Regions from separate parts of the Homo sapiens genome. Here region 1 is linked to region 2. The links are chromatin loops, found by intact Hi-C in ENCODE. Cell type or tissue: ascending aorta. All regions are shown on one strand.

Region 1 (2,500 bases), 75 kb after region 2:
ATATATGTGGATTGACTAAATTTTTAATTTTTTGAACATTAGTACTTTATCTAATATTTCTCCTCCACCATTCACCAAATACTTGGTAAAAATTTATTGATTAAATAATTGAATGACTGCTGTGGCAAAGCCATTAATATTTATTGTTTTTTGTCCTTTTCTATTTACTGCATATCTTTTTAGTCCCTTTACAACATTTGCACATGATTTGGCAACTCAATGAAGTCATCATGTGAAAATCTGATTTCTTTTCCTGTGATATTAATAACATTTCCTCTTGTTTTCTTGTCATATATCTCCCCCAAGCATTTCTTGTTACATGTATTTTTAATCTGTCCCTGCCTGAATTCCTTCTTCTGCCTTTAAACAAGCTCATGTGAAAAAAAATATTCATTTTTCAGCCTTACTAGTCACTAAATTCTATCCTTTCTCCTTCTTCACTGCTTTACTTCTGTTTCTCAAGTGAAGTGCTATAATACATTTCTAGCAACCTGTGACTTTTTCTATGAGAAATTTGAATGTTTACTTTAAGGAAATTTTATGAAGTAGCCTTATTCTGTTTCAGCTGTGTGAGAACTTTAAAACAATGATTTATTAGAGTTTTAGAACTGCCTTTAAATTTCTGTTTTTAAGCCCACCATGACCAAATCACTTAATGATTAAGTTTTTCCAGTTTTTGAACCTAAGATATGTGGTTGTACTGACATTAATAGATTGTCGAAGAAGTAATTTACACTGTTGGTTTCTCTGCCCTCTCTCCTCCTCCTTTCCTTAGCAGTCCCTTGTCATTTGGCTTTGCCTTCCACCATTTTATTGAAGTTGAAAGTTGTTCTCCTGACAGTACCACATGCAGCCCAGGTCACCCCTGAGGCCATTCCAAAAGAGGCAGATTGGATAGTAATTGGTTCCCCTTCCATTATTATAATGCAGTGTTTGATACTAAACCCCAAGATTCAGGATGCCTGACTCAAGTAAATCATTGAAGCCCCTGTGATGTATTTTTCATTCTAATCTTCTTCACAGACAACCACAGGTAAGAACTGGCATTATGTGAGGTCGTGAAACTGCTCAGCCTCAACAATTTCTCCTTGTCACTACATAGGGTCCCAGTGCACAGGGCTTGGGCCTTTGTCTTAGTCCCTTTTCCTAAGTCATGAGTGGATCCCTGGCCTGCACATTGTTCCTTTATCACTGTCCTTATGACATTTCTGTTTTCTGTGCTGCCTTGTTCCAGCCTGTCCCTCTGTACAGGAAATGGAATTTTGTCTTATGAGTCATCTTGGTGTTTGAGCCTTTTCTCCTACGGGAACACTTCCCAGTGCTAACCGTTGGTCTGCCTCACTCCTGAGCAATCAGCCAGTTCCTGAATTTCTCTGTGTTCTGAATTGCCCCTTAGATTGGTTCTCTAGTATGAATAACTTTGGAATTTGGACCTGAGATTGTGGCATAGCACCCTCTTAAACATTGTACCTTCTCACTCTTCAGGGTCAGACTAGGGGGTGAAATTTGTTTCTCCAGTCCCTATCCTGCCTAGCTCTGAATTCTTCACTAAATTAGAAAGTACTTAAGGAACTGTTGTAATATCAGCAGCATATAACAGTGTTACCTGTTTAATTCTTTGTTGTCACTATTTTTACATCCTGGTCTGTGACATGTTCAAAGTTTTTCTTTAAAATGCCTTTTAAAAGAGAAAATTGAAACCCATTCCCACTTAAATATAGATAAAATGATCACAATTATCATTTTATTTATCAAACAGTTATTGAATTTATGCTATACACCTAACATTTTAGTTAAGATAAATTCCACATTTTTACCAATACTTCTCCCCTATGTAATGTCAAACACAATACCTTCCTCCTCATAGCAGTTATGCAGTAGATGAGTTGTATAAATACAAGAGTTATATAAATAAAAATAAAACCACAGTTTTACTGTATCTTCGGAAAACTCACATTTTGGTATGCAAGTCAAGATATGCACATTTGAAAAAAATTATGCCAATTAACGGTAATAAAAATATATCAGAGTTGGCCAGGCATGGTGGCCCATGCCAGCACTTTGGGAGGCTGAGGTGGACGCATTGCTTGAGCTCAGGAGTTTGAGATCAGCTTGGACAACATGGCAAGACTTCATCTCTACTAAAAATACAAAAATAAAAATAAAAAAAGCCAGGCGTGGTGGTGCATGCCTGTGGTCCTAGCTACTCAGGAGGCTGAGGTCGGAGGATCCCTTGAGCCCAGGAAACGGAGGTTGCAGTGAGCCAAGATGGCATCACTGCACTCCAGCCTGGTGACAGAGTGAGACCCTGTCTCTAAATAAATAAATAAATAAATGTTAATTCATTTTGTAGGTCATTTTAACATTTATCATAAAAGTAAGATAATCATGCATGATTTTTAATGAGGCAAGACATGACTATGTGTTAGGAACACCTAAACAAATGGTTATTACTATCACCTTTGAGAGGAGTCATTTTTATCCTAAAGAGCATCCATGA
Region 2 (2,500 bases):
TATTTTTTCTGGGTCAGCCTAGATGTTTGGGAAGGATACTTCCACAGTTAGATAAGCTATCATTTTGTGATGCCTTTTATTCACAGGTTTATTACAAGGTTTGACAAGACTATCCTAAGAAGATTTAGAAGGATTTCCTGGGTTTTGTTTGTGTGTGTGTGTGTGTGTGTGTGTGTGTGTGTGTGTATGTGTATGATGTGATCCTGTAGTGGTACAATTCTGTTAATCTCCAATACTTATTATTTTAAATTTAAACGTATATCTTTAAATATAGAGAAGAATCAATTTTAAATTTGTAGGCTAGAGTAAAAGGATATTGCTTTAGTATGTCTTGTGGTCTCAGTTTCCCCAGAGGAAAATAGAGTCTGAACCAAATAATCTCTATAGTACCTTTCCACACCAACACCATAACTTATGTTTGTATCTGCTAAAAACGGAATCACAGTAGATTAAGACAACTCTGTAGTGTTAGTTTTTAAATAAAAAAGATCATTTAGATTTTATCCATCAAACTGCACTAAATTAAACCAATTTGGAACTCTGCTGAAAGTGAATACCTTTGTTGGTAGATGAAAATTGGCTGGCATGCACAGTCATTAGCAGTGGGTGATAGTTTTTTTGGATATAATGTGGAAAGAACAGGGAGCTGTTTTGGAATGCCTTTGAAGTTTTTTCTTTCAGTTCTAAATATCTGAGATTCTTCACAATTTTCACAGCAGAATGGTCCATAACCCAACATTTCTGTTGGGTTCTAAAACATCGCATATACTTTACAATTTTGGAGTTTCGGGATATGTGTAAATCAGACTTCAACAAGGGAAACATAAGTTAAAAGAATAATTCAAAGGTAATTCTAAACTACCAGTCTTTAAAATCTGCTTTCAACACAAGAACAAAAAAAAATCTAAATGATAAGACTAAGCAAATGATGTGATTTTGTTTATTGATTAGAAACATGTGCTCCAAAATGGTTTAAAATAAAGAAGAAAGGAGTGAGAAAAGGAAGGGAGAATTTAAGACATAAAATCAAAAGTTACTGAGCACACCCAATGTGCCAAGCATGAGTGTTAGAATCTTGAAATGTTAGGAAAGCCAAAGACTTGCAAATTAAAAGAAGTTTCACTGAGCCTATCCTGTAGCACTAAAATGTTAAAAATGCAGCTTGTCATCATAAGGCATGACTGGGATGTGGGAAAATAGCAGTAACGCCAGGGTTGTGAAACAAGATCACATAGTTAAGGAGATAAAGCCAGAGCTCCAAGAAGTTTGTGTTCTAGCCCCATAATGTCAAAAAGTTGACCAATGTTTGTGCTCATCAGAAACATCCATATGACAGGCTATGGATGAAACTCTGAAACGCAAGCCTGTTTAAACAGTTTAGGCACAGTTCAAAGGGAGACATTTGATATTAATTAGTTAATTAATTAATTAATTCAGAAATCACTTATTATCTGAAATGCACAGAAGCCTAGTAGGGAAATGTGTCATGGACATAAGAAACTATAATACATAGTAGAAAGTGAGCCATGCCATAGGAAAGTATAGATAGATTTATGGTTGTTCAGAGGGAAAGAGCAGAGAGCACCAGTGAAAATAAGGTTGAAAATATAGCCTTTGAGATGGGCTTTACAGGGTAGGCATGTGTGCCTTATAGAAGGGATCCCTTAGTCTCCAGGCCTACAATAGCATCATCCTTACTGGGAAGTGTGAGGACCTTTACTTGTTGGTGGTCTACAGCCTGTTTCTTCTATTCCTCTTTACTTGTGGCACACATTGCCATCAGCAAAAAGGGCTCCTCATGAACTGAGCTGGTAATCAGGAAGGTCACTGGAAAGTGTCAGAATTTGGCAAGAATGGGAAGTAGAGGGTCCGGTGTGTTTACAGTCTGGAAAATCTCTCAGTAGATTCTGATACGGTCTTATGTGGCCATGTCCCAGCTTCATCTGCTTGGAAATGATTGCTCATAGATGACATGAGATATTAGGACATCAAAACTAAGTGCAACATTATCTAGGAATAATGAGGAACATGAAAATTTATAAAGGGAAATATAATAAACAGTGATATTTAAAATATGAATAGAGTATGTGTGTTTGTGTGTGTGTGTGTGTGTGTGTAAGTGAAAAAAAAGTTCTCAAAGTAAACATTTTCCCAGTGGCCGTCCTTTTGAACTTAACCAACTTGTAAGTGTAATTCTGGAGTTTAATGTATAGATTAAAATGACAAAACAAAAGATTTTGTGCAGGTTTACTATGTATCAGGCATTTGTCTATGTGGTCTATATATATATATATATTATCTCACTTAAAAAACACAGAAATCCCATATGGTGGTGATGATTATTTTCCCTTCATTGAAGATGAGGAAATTTAACCTTAACTATTTTAAAAAATTTTCTGGGGATCACATACCTTGTTAGATGAGGAGCTGGGATTCTAATCAAAGCAGGCCATTCCAGAGTTCATGCTCTTTATTCTCTACCAGAGAAGGCTGCTTAATC

What was found. Peaks named below come from ENCODE experiments on the same cell type or tissue, not always from the same donor. Only the 100,000 strongest peaks of a DNase experiment are listed, where the experiment ranks them.
Region 1: a loop joins it to region 2, with 2.3 times the contacts of the local background. A loop is called at or near these places in 3 of 110 quality-filtered maps.

Annotation. Positions count from the first base shown.
Region 1 is chr2:182,371,619-182,374,118 of GRCh38, reverse strand. The region is part of intron 1 of PDE1A (phosphodiesterase 1A); the gene reads left to right. Among named protein-coding and RNA genes, the nearest start is that of PDE1A, 54 kb to the left of the region's middle. In ascending aorta, no CTCF peak of the experiment used is centred here; a DNase peak (open chromatin) is centred at 1,258; H3K27ac peaks cover 2,479 bases.
Region 2 is chr2:182,446,736-182,449,235 of GRCh38, reverse strand. It overlaps a transcript of PDE1A not described here. Among named protein-coding and RNA genes, the nearest start is that of PDE1A, 21 kb to the right of the region's middle. In ascending aorta, no CTCF peak of the experiment used is centred here; a DNase peak (open chromatin) is centred at 1,205; H3K27ac peaks cover 1,028 bases.